2 separate regions of the Homo sapiens genome follow, and region 2 is linked to region 1. A link is a contact called in ENCODE Hi-C or POLR2A ChIA-PET data. All regions are on one chromosome and are shown on one strand. Each heading gives the region's core, a stretch centred on a gene start or an enhancer-like site at or near the end of the contact. The rest is flanking DNA. Distances are from core to core; before and after follow the strand shown. Region 1 holds the start of PIGK (phosphatidylinositol glycan anchor biosynthesis class K). Region 2 holds the start of AK5 (adenylate kinase 5).

Evidence for each region. Hi-C counts contacts between places; a loop is a spot of excess contacts on that map. ChIA-PET counts read pairs that join two places held with the same protein, here RNA polymerase II (POLR2A). Pooled maps may share reads with other maps.
Region 2: a loop to region 1 is called in a map of CD8-positive, alpha-beta T cell, with 5 times the contacts of the local background. The contact joins the promoter of AK5 here to the promoter of PIGK in region 1. A Hi-C loop is called at or near these places in 11 of 168 maps with a recorded cell type or tissue (CD4-positive, alpha-beta T cell, CD4-positive, alpha-beta memory T cell, CD8-positive, alpha-beta T cell and 4 more), 2 of 37 single-sample maps with no recorded cell type and 17 of 50 pooled maps. POLR2A ChIA-PET finds 5 or more read pairs at or near these places in 10 of 52 experiments (A549, CD4-positive, alpha-beta T cell, H1 and 6 more).

The regions. Positions count from the first base shown.
Region 1 is chr1:77,216,849-77,222,710 of GRCh38, forward strand. PIGK (phosphatidylinositol glycan anchor biosynthesis class K) reads right to left here and starts at 2,582. Exons shown (of 11, transcript NM_005482.3): 1 at 2,462-2,582. The coding sequence starts at 2,554. It overlaps LOC105378808 (a long non-coding RNA gene), which reads left to right and starts at 2,672. Exons shown (of 3, transcript XR_001738109.2): 1 at 2,672-2,805; 2 at 3,940-4,145. RefSeq lists an enhancer at 2,266-2,375.
Region 2 is chr1:77,279,867-77,285,728 of GRCh38, forward strand. It overlaps AK5 (adenylate kinase 5), which reads left to right and starts at 2,153. Exons shown (of 14, transcript NM_174858.3): 1 at 2,153-2,507. The coding sequence starts at 2,448. RefSeq lists a silencer at 2,013-2,072.

The sequences.
Region 1 (5,862 bases), core at 1,332-3,831:
CCAAAGTTCTTACTTCTTTCAGACCTTAGTGAAAAAATTTAGATGGCAAAACTTTTTTGTGGTTGTCTAGACAATACAGTCATTATAAAGTTATTCATTCTACATACAGTAAATGCAGCACCTATTATGTGCCAGATACCATTAATATATAGTGATACAAAAATCACTAAAAAGCATGCTGCTTTCTCTCAAGAATCCAGAGTTCAATAAAGAGGAGCATGCAAACACATTACACTATAATTATTACATTCATTAATTCATCACACTCATTGGGCAACATGCCAGTCACTGCCCTGAGTGCTCCAAATACAATGCTGGGCAAAAATAGCCATAGTACTGCCTTCAAATAGGTTACTATCTAATTGGATAGATATACATTTAACAGATAAGGAAAGACACACAATATAATAAGAGTACAACAGAGGGACCTGACCTGGTCAGGAAAGTTTTCCTAAAGAAGTGACTGTTGGGTTAAAATCCAAAAGATGAAGAAAAGAGGAAATACAATTCCAGACAGAGGGGAGACAGCTCTAATGTGAGAAAAAGCTTAAAGGTTTTGAGAAACTGAAAGAAAGTTAGCCTAACTAGAAGTTTGAAAGAGAAAGAAAAAATTTGAAGTGTAGTCAGGGCCCAAAAAATATGCAGGGTTTTTGTTTGTGGGTCATGGTGGAGAGTTTAGAGCAACATTAAGGTGATCTTTTGAGCAACATCAAGGTCCCTGGGTGACATGATTGGAACTGCATTTTTAAAAGTTACTCTGGCTTCAATTTGGAGAACAGATTGAAAGGAAAAAACAACGACTCAAGGCAAAACATTTAGGAAACTGTTGCTCCTATCTCTAAGTGAGATATGATGGAATAACAGTACAAACCATACACGGGTTATAGTAAATGAGTGCTGTATCAAGTGTACAAATTACAAGAGTAAAGGCAAAGGTAAGAGATAGGGAAACGTTCTACAGAGGTTATGCCTTTACTGTATCTTAGCACATGAACAGAGGAAACACAATGTATAAAATATTGTAATGTGAAAAAGCACAGCAATTATGTAACTACAAAAAACAGTAATAGTATCCAAGATGAAGCAGTCAAAGTTAGAATAAAGGAGGGAAACAGAACTTCTATTTACTCATATTTATGTTCTCTAAAAATTATGCTATATAAACATCAAATATATAAATTAACAGTAATTCATAAATATATATGAAGTTCATGCTCAATATCTTTTTTTAACTGATAGGGTGTGTATTCAAAAAGTTTGGAGTCCACTGGTCTAAGCTCAAGGTGCCCAGGTGGTGGGGAGAAGAGGTTCCAATATGGAACACTGGAAAAGTAGGCAAGCACCAGGTCATAACGTTTAGACTTTATTCTGTATGCAATTAATAAATATTTAAAAGATTTCATCAGAAGAATAACCTGATCAGGCTTACATTTCGTGTAGACGAATCTAGCACCAAACTCAGGGAGTATGGAGGCCTATGGAAAACAAGATAAAGTAATCGCAAGAGTCTAGACAAGAAGTGATCACAGCCTGAATTAAGTCAGTGGAACTGGAGAGGTGAGGGCAATTTTAAGAACTCAGATCACAAAATTTAGTGATAATTAGAATATGGGATAAAGAGATTAAGACTCTCAGGTTTCTAGCTTAGGAGCAGCACATCTGGTTGAGAAATGGAGGAGAAAAGGGGTGCTTAGTTTTTCAGTGTCTTTTTAAGAGGAGGTAGGATAAGCAGAAGATAAAACTTTGCACACGGATTTTCAAATGTCTCCTGACTATCCCGGATTCTTAGTCAGCTGGATATGCAGGCCTGAAAAAGATACCAGACATCTAGATTGTAGACCGGGACTGAGGAATCATCAGAGTATGGTGAATAGTAAAAGCATTATAGAGCACCAGAACATCCTGTGTCCACGTTTAAAAATGGGAAGCTGGAGGAGCCCAGGATAAAACTAAGCACCCCTTTTCTCTTCCATTTCTTAACCCAGACGTGTTGCCCCTAAGCCAGAAACTTGAGAGTTTTAATAAACACTTATATTTATCCCATGTTCTAATTATCACTAAATTCTATTATCTGGATTCTTAAAATTGCCCTCATCTCTCCAGTTCCGTCTGACTCCTATCAAAACAGAGGGCTGCAGTTGAGTAGTAGGAAAGCAGTTGCTGCACACTGACATTTCACGAGCCTCTTGCTCGTATTTCACCTAAGAACTGCACACATGTAGGAGCAAAGGATCAGGTCCTCCTCTGTCTCCGAGGGTTTGATTATTTCAATTCATCGTTTTAAAACGCTGAAACAGACCAACAGTGTCCTAACCCGTGCCCAGTGATACCCTCCTCAAACCCAGCCTGGGTCAGGGGCTGATTGACTCCAGGAGGCGTCCCTCAGCTACTGTGTATCGGACATCTGCTGGAGGGCTCACAGCCGGCCTCCCGGCTGTGGTCAAATGAGCCTGACTCCTACCTCGATATGACTAGCGGCCACGCTGCCGAAGGACAAGAGCAACACAGTTGCCAAGACAGTCGCAGCCCGGCTGAGGCTGTCGGTGACGGCCATGTTTACCGGCTTCAGACTTCCCGCACCTGAAGGGGCGGAGGCAGTGCCGTAAAGTAGCGCTGCGGGTTTTTGCGACACCATCCGCGCCTCTTCGAGGTGGCCCTCTGGTCCGGCTTTAGAACTCTGCGGTTTTGTGGAGCTCGAGAGTCCGGGACAAGGTAGACGCAGGATATTGACCTTTTTATTTTTAACTGCATTTTCAGTTTGGAGGTTGTAAAATAGGTATAACATTTAAGAAAAAAAATTGAAAGGTGAGTGGAGGGAAAACCCGTAACTCCTTAAACTTTAAAAACTTATTTCTCTGTTCCCTTATTTATTTTATTTATTTATTTATTTATTTATTTATTTATTTTGCCGAGTGCTGCCAATTCTTTGAAAATATGAAGCTGGATGTGGTGGGAAGAACAAGCGTTTTGGCACAAAAAGATGATTAATTGGATAAACTATAAATGGAAAATGTGGGTGGGCGCTGCAATTTAGAGGCTTGGGGTCTACTACCTGGTGAAAGGATTAACATGGGAAGCTAGTTACGTTTTTGTTTCTTGAGTATCTTCTGTAATTATGGAACTAAAGCCTATCTGGAAGAGACACAGCTGGTGTATATGTATGGTCCACCATTCTCTTTATTATGTGAGTTCAGTTTTAATTTATGCATTTCATCTAGTATGACATAAACGTTTCCACGCTGCTTCCTCACAATTTTAACATTTAATGGTGAGATAAAATTCCATCCATTATTGATGCCTCAGCCAAAGTAATTGTCCCTCTGCTGCACAATGCAAAGTTTTTAAGTTTTACTATGAAAATAATATTGTAAAGAGTATCTTTTGTGTGTTTGGCTTTTTAAATCTGTTGAATTATTTTGTTTGTATAATTTTCCTGAACTAGGAATTTGGGGTCAAAATATTCCAAAACATTTTAATAACTATAAATGATGTTGCTTTCCAAAATGAACAAGCTTACAGCACTATCAGAATACACAACACCAAACCATACCATTTTTTTTCCTTTAAATTCTTTGGTATGAAATGTTACCCCTAGGTAACTATACTTATAATTCTTTGGTTACTATCAAGATCTGATGTCTTTCTTGTGTTTCTAAACTATCTCTGTGTCCTCTGATGTAAATTCTTTGTTTATATATTTATGTTTTGCATATGAATTTGAATAATATATTTATAAATAAGTAACATTAGCCTTTGCCATATTTTATGCTATTGCTTTTCCCATTCTCTTGTCTCTCTTTTCCTTTTATTTGTTTCTTTTGCTATTGCACTTTGTGAGAGGTTTCATGCTATTTAGTCAAATTTAGGTTTTCCGTTACGTGAATCCTAGAAAGTAAATACACTGCCAGAATATCTTCCATGTATTCATTAATTCAACAGATATCTATTGGATGCTGATGATTATGAAACAAAGTAGCAAAGATAAGAAGCCATTTGCTCATTCTGCTCCTTTGCCAGCAATATTTCACAAAGCCCCTGACTCATTGACTGTGAGCAGCCTTGTGGAAGAATGCCTTGAAGACCATAAGCAGGATAGGGAATAGGTTTGCACATCTCTTGCCTGAATCACTGAATTTTTACAAAAGGTAAGTTTGGTGATCCTAGCCCTTGCCTCTTCCTGTACATAAGATAATGTCTGACAAGATTAATGATTATGCCTCAAATTCATGACCAGATGTAACTTCATACCCACACTTTGATGAGACTTTACTTGTATTAACCCATTTTCATACTGCTATGAAGAAATACCCAAGACTGCATAATTTCTAAAGAAAAAGGCTTAGTGGACTCACAGTTCCACATGGCTGGGGAAGCCTCACAATCATGGTAGAAGATGAAGAAGGAGCAAAGGCACATCTTACATGGCAGCAGGTGAGAGAGCATGTGCAGAGGAACTACCCTTTATAAAACCATCAGAGGCCAGGTGCAGTGGCTCACACCTGTAATCCTAGCACTTTGGGAGGCCGAGGCAGGCAGATCATCTGAGGTCAGGCATTCAAGACCAGCCTGGCCAACATGGCAAAACCCCATGTTTCAAAATTAGCTCAGTGTGGGGGCACATGCCTGTAATACCAGCTACTAGGGAGGCTGAGGCAGGAGAATCGCTTGAACCTGGGAGGCAGAGGTTGCAGTGAGCCAAGATCACGCTACTGTACTCCAGCCTGGGCAACAGAGCCAGACTTTGTCTCAAAAAATAAAATGAAATAAAATAAAAATAAATAAATAGATAGATAAATAAAACCATCAGAGCTCGTGAGAACTCACTACCATGACAACATGAGGGTAACTGATCCCATAATTAAATTACTTCCCATCAGGTCCCTCCCTTGACACTTGGGGATTATGGGAGCTACAATTCAAGATGAGATTTGGGTTGGGACACAGCCAAACCATATCATTCCACCCTGGCCCCTCCAAAATCTCCTGTCCTCACATTTCAAAAGCAATCATGCCTTACCAGCAGTCCCCCAAAGTCTTAACTCATTTCAGCATTAACTCAAAAGTCTACAGTCCAAAGTCTCATCTGAGACAAGGCAAGTCCCTTCTGCCTATGAGCTTGTAAAATCATAAGCAAGTTAAGTTACTTCCTAAATACAATGGGGGTACAAGCATTGGGTAAATACACCCATTCCAAATGGGAGAAATAGGCCAAAATGAAGGGACTACAGGGCCCATGCAAGTCCAAAATCCAGCAGGGCAGTCAAATCTTAAAGCTCCAAAATGATCTGCTTTGACTCCGTGTCTCACATCCAGTTCACGTTGATACAAGAGGTAGGTTGCCATGGTCTTGGGCAGCTCTGCCCCTGTGGCTTTGCAAGATACAGCCTCCTTCCCAGCTGCTTTAACAGGCTGGCATTGAGTGTCTCTGGCTTTCCCAGGCATATGCTGCAAGCTGTTGGTGGATCTACCATCCTGGGGTCTGGAGGATGGTGGCCCTCTTCTCACAGCTCCACTAGGCACTGCCCCAGTGGGGACTCTGTGTGGGGGATCCCACCCCACATTTCCCTTCTGCATTGCCCTTCTGCCTTAGCAGAGGTCGTGCATGAGGGCCCTGCCCCTGCAGCACACCTCTGCCTGAACATCCGGGTGTTTCCATACATCCTCTGAAATCTAGGCAGGGTTCCCAAACCTCAATTCTTGACTTCCGTGCACCCACAGTCCCAATATCACATGTGAGCAGCCTGAGACTGCACAAAGCAGCAAGGCCCTGGGCCCAGCCCATAAACCCATTTTTCCTCCTTGGCCTCCTGGCTTGTGATGAGAGGGACTTCCAGGAAGACCTCTTACATGCCCTGGAGACAT
Region 2 (5,862 bases), core at 903-3,402, 63 kb after region 1:
CCGAAGACATCCGACATGCAGTAACCATTTTGATTCATTATAGCTTGCAGGAAAGCATTCCCAAATAAACAAAGGGCCAAGGGCCATGAGCCTTCTATATACCCACACATAGAATTTCATCACAGGGAATGAGAGGCCAGCTTTCCCACAGCAAGGATGTATTTAGTGTTCCTTGTCCTTTCTCTTTCCTCTCTTTTGAACCATTAGCTTGGCTTTTAAGCATTATATCTCTCTCATGTAGCCCCTCCCTACAAAGCCACAACTTCCTTTGCAAAAGTAATTATGAACATCTTCCTCTTTCACGCATCTCTCTCCACCCTGGCACACACCAAAATACACTAATTGTCTCTGCATAAGGCTACTTGAAAACTTGCCGTATCACCATTTACTACATTTTTCAGGCTATCTACAATTTTTAGTGCAGTGCAGTCTTTCTTATCCATTCTCTTTTTACAAGCAAGTTGCCAACACTTGTCCGGTAACACTAAAGTACACTTAGAATTATGCATTTCTTCAAGGGAAGACAGGTGAGCCATGCTCTGCCAGATTCTTGTCTGCAAAGGATGACCTTGAAAAGTCCTGGAGAAACTGGCCTTTTCATTCCTGCGTGTTCACCTCCACTGTGCCTGCTCACAAAGGAAGCCTTAATGCCACGGACCATTGTACTTTTCAAGCATCATTGCATAGGGAAGAGACACTGCCTTCACTACTGCCATAGCCAATCTTAAATAAGCTAAAGAAATACTAGAAGTTGGGACTGTAAGTGAAATGGCATATTCTAAGGGCAAAAACCAATTTCCATGGAACTGAAATACCTGCCTCGTTTAAGGCAACCATATGACACACGGGTTCACAAGTGCTAAAAGTTCATTTACTCCCTCAGGTAAAACAAAGCTGCAGCTGTAGTTAAGGCTTGAGCTGCAGTTGTTTCCGGAACAAGAAATAGAACCAAGAAAAGATCTGCAAAGAAGCACTTGAAATGGACATTCAGACTCTATAGTTTTTTAAAGCAGTGGCAGCGTTGCTTCTTTCTCCAGCCAGACCCCAGATACCAGTGCCTACCAAAGTGTCCTCTCTCACACACCCTCCTACAGTGTTAGGCTTTGTGGGAAGTTAGAGATCATATTCTCCGGGGGCAAGGACTATCTCCCAAATAGGCAATGTGAAGACATCTTAGCAGGGAATTGAGTCATCTTGGGAGCTAGGAGGAAGATGGGTTACACCTTAACAATGGTCTGCAGCAGGAAGATCCATTAACCATTATGCCTTAGCGCACCCACTCATACTCACTCATATTCCCCCAGGGGTGCTCTGATACGACACTGTCCACGGACTGCACACTCTTCAGGTCTAATTAATGATGCCCACCCTCCCCACCTACTAAACACATTTGCAATTTAAGCATCTCTAGCTCTCCACTACCACCCACCTTTCTCCTCCACTGTCCCTTCTTCTCCATGGAGATAATTAACTAGTTGACTACTTATTAGTCCTTCAGTTGATTAGGATTTCAGGCTCACACTAAGGCCTTATCCTAAAGTCTATAAAGATTTGTGACACCGACAGGGTAAAAATTCGAAACCAGCTAGCAAAACTTTCCTGAAGGATAGAGATACTCAAGATCTAAAAATTATCTGAAGGGTTGGATTCCACACCATGAATCCCCTTTTCCCCCTTCCCCACAGCTCCCTATAGTGAAAGATCCGTAACCTTAGGAATAAATGATAAATCCTGTGACTATTAGGTTTTTCCTGGGAGTTCCTCGGAGACCCGGAGGTAACCGTGTATGTGCGTGCGAGTGTGTCTGTGTGCGTACAAGGTCCGGAGAAGCGAAACGGTCGCAGGTTCCTACAGACCCCGACCCTGTTCCCTTGGCCACCTGGTCCCCGGTAGCTGCATCCCTGGGCGGCGCACGCAGTGAAGCGTCGCGCTCTGGCGCCGGTGCCGCACCGAGGGGTATGACTACGACCCCTTGCGCGTGCCCGCCCCCACCTCCGCACCTCGCGCCAGCCCGCGCAGCGTGACCGGCAGCCGCCGCAGACCCGGCTCGGGGAGGCGCGGAGCGCGGCGCGCTGAACCGGAGAGGCGGGCCGGCTGCTGCCTTGCGTTCGCCACGCTGTCCTCCCTCCTCCGCTCCCTGCGCCCCACCCCTGGCGGCCGCGCTGCCTGGCAGCCCGGGAAGCCGCGGCACAGCTGCTCGGCGCCTGCAGCTCCGGCTCGGGGGCTGGAACCGAAGCGGGGGCGGCGGGAGCGCGGAGACCACAGCCCCCGGGGAGAGGCGGAGGGGGTCCCTGGCCTGGGCGGAGAGGCTGAGCTGAGTGCGCGTGAGAAAGAGGGCTGCACCGCTGCTCGGCGCGGACTCTGCCAGCCCCAGCTTCAGCCCCGGCTCAGGTCGCCGCAGCCCGGGAGCCTCCCCGCTTGCGCCCCAAGGCACGCGCGGCACAGCCATGAACACCAACGATGCCAAGGAGTATCTGGCCCGGAGGGAAATCCCTCAGCTTTTTGAGGTAGGGCTAGAGCTGGCCGACGGGCGGTAGCATCCGGGGACTGCATCTCAGGGGTTCGGGTTGAGGCAGCCGCGCCCCGTCCCACCTTCCCCACACGGGGCATGTAATGAAGGGGCTTGTAGAAGCGCACTCGCCCGCTCCCCCGAGGGTAGTCGCCTTTCCCGCGGGTTGCCAGGGTCCTTGTCAGAAGGCTGGGCTTAGAAGCCTGCATCTCACAGATCAAGTTTCAGTCTTCCAGCAGGGTTCTGAAAGCAGCCTGCTCCCATCGCGCCCCTCGGATGTGGACACCCAGGGTGGGCTGCAGACCGCGGCCGGGCCGCACTCTCTGGGGGCGAGGGCCAGGTCAGGTGGCTGCACTGTCGCCCAGCAGCGAGTAAAGACTCGAAACTGAGGGAGCCAGAGCCCTAGTCACTCTGCTGGTCGAGGGTCGGAACCCCTGGGGGAAAGAGGAAATGTGGACGAAGGCAGCCCTTCCTGGAGACAGCTTGGAAGAGAGGGATGAAGATGCAAAAAGCAAAACCCAACCTATCAAGTGCCACCTCCCCGGTGACAGGCCCCCAGCCTTGCTCTGCGCTTTCGCTGAATGAACTCCTGAGCACGTTTTTCCCGTTGCCTAGGAAGGGTTGGGCCGCAGGTTTCGCCAGTGCTCGACAACCCACCTGGAGATAGCGGGTCGGGGAGGGAGCTGCGAGGGGGGCGGACTCCTGTTGCTCAGTCTTCAGACCGCAGCACAGCATCATCTGCACCGGGACCCGGGAATGGGGGGACACTTGGAGACTGAGAGAGAGGAGGCTCGAGGAATGAACCTTGGTCTGTTCTAAGCCACAACCCCTGTCTCAGGTCGTTTGGCTTCCTTTCCTTCTCTTTGTATTTGAATTTAAAAACATTCCTGAATCTCAAGTGCTTTTGCTTGAAGTAGGGGGGAGGAGGAGAAAAGAATAGAAGCAAGCCAGGCTTCCTAAGCGAGCTCTGAAAGGAGAAATCCATTCACTGCAAACCTCGTTCCCCATTTCTGAAAACGGATAGACTGATATCGTAAACTAAAGGTCATGAGGGTTTTTCCCCCCGGTTTGGGGGATTTGTTCTGTTAAAAGGAATTTTAAAGCACCACTTGAGAAAATAATTTTGCCTCAGTTTCCCTAAACTATCTTTAAAATGGGTTGCCATAATTACAGGTCTTCTTTTCTCTCACCTCTATAAGCCACCGTTTTCAGGTCATCTGAAGTCAAGATTTCCAGGTAAACCACTCACTGAACTCAAGCGTGGTATGTGAAGCCCAAATCTAGCAAATGTGTTACTCCTGCGTGAAAATAATTAGGTGGTGTTGCATAAGGACAGGTCTTGAGAATATGTGGGAATCTTAAGAGTTGTTTTTTTTGTTTGTTTTTATTTTCAAAAAGTAAATATGGAAATTAAGAGGCGAAGGTTTTTCTCACAAAGATTACTACTGAGATATATTTCATTTCTACGCTTCTAAAAGAATCATTAAAAACATCTGTAGGAGGACCACGTGATTGCAAAAATTCCTACATAGTACATCTTTTTTTCTTTGTAAATGTGGGTACTGTTTTTCCTCCTTGGTGGAAGGTAACCACAGAGAAGTTTGATAGTTTATTAAAATCTACACTGTGCATGCAAATAAGTTATGGCAGGCCTTTTTGTTAAGGTTTTATGTTTCTTATTTACTTTTCTGCATATGAATGGGATAAATAATGCACACCCAGAAAAGGAAGTCAACTTGCTTGGGTGAAATACAGTAATGGACTTAGATTCACTTGTGGACAATGAGAAGATGGAAGTAGACTGCTGGTGACCTCAAAGGCTACATCCTTCAGTAAGACGAATCTGTGCTATGCGCAGCTCAAGAGGGAAGGAAAATCTGGCAGTTCTCCATGTGATTAGTGTAGACTGTAAAACTAAAAACTTTAGGTTTTTAAAATGGATTTTGCCCACCACAATATTTTAGGTGTACAAAGTTTAACAATTAGCTGTCTACTAAACACCAAGACATTGGCCCCAGCTGTGGATTTTAGACGCTATTACAGACAAACTGACTGATTATTGTATTGACGTATTGTCAGACAAGTAAATATATCTAACTGACCTTTTCAGATTTTTTCCTAATTTGAGACATCATGTAAGCTAAATGGAATATGGGATATCTCTGGTACGTTCATGTTTGAAATGTGTTTCCAGTTTTAGACTTTTTTAAACCCACTTTCTTATTATTTTGTCATGAGTTCTTAATTCTGGCTAACCTTATGGTGTGTATATTGATCTTGTAGCTTACAGCAGAGATTTGGCAATCAATTTGAATACTGTGGAAAGTCAGATTATTCAAGGTCTCAAAGGGTTCACTCAGAGACTGAGCAATAATATGTGCTGGTTGTCTTCAATCCCTGATAGTGGCTGGCTATTAGAAGAAAAGATTTGAATTATCCGTGAAGGAATGGAGCTCATTGTCCCATTTTAAAATCAATGCCCTTTGGTGAACCAGTATTGTTTAAGGACGCTGGAAATGTATATTTTCAGAAAAGAGTCATTGAGAGTGTTCACCCATTTCAGGCAATAGTAGGGATAAAAAGAGGGCATTTTGCAGAGGGCACAGAGAATCTCATGTTTTCTTTTATCTCATATCACGTTTCTGCAACAGGTACAGAGAAGAACATATGGGTTTTGGAATTGGAAACATTGAATTGAAATCCTGGGCCTAGGAGTTTCTAGTTGAGTAAACTAGAGCCATCACTAATATCTCTGAGCCATGATTTCCTAATCTATAAAATGGGGATAATAAAGTCACACAGGGCTGAGAATGCACTGGGTATGCAAATAAATATATGACACAGAGGCTTTTATTTATTAATGAGGCTAATACTGGCTTGGCGTATGGGAAGAATGTGAGAAGCTCAACTGCAATGTGTGTGTATATGGGACAGATTTTGACAAACAAACTGAATTGGATGCCCGGGTAATTTTTTCTGCTCCCTCTGCAATTGAACTTGGCTGATGGAGGTGCACACTCTAGCTTACTCTATTTAGGATTTCAGAAAACAAATGTACCTAGTGAGAATTGCCTACCATTCTGAGGAAATTACACAGGAAATAATTGAAAATAAAATACTGTATTTAAACAGATGTCAGCCCTTCAAAGGGTGTTTTGTATACTAACAATGTATATTGGTAAGAATAATCCTTTATGCATTTTCCATGAAATACTCTAAAGGAAAATATTTTGCACATCAGTCCAGCTTCCAGGAATCAGCATTTCCAAACTGGTAGCATTTTTAGAATCTAGTGCCAGTGACACATCAGACACCATGAACCAAAAAAGTAATAGCAGGATCATGCTTTGTTT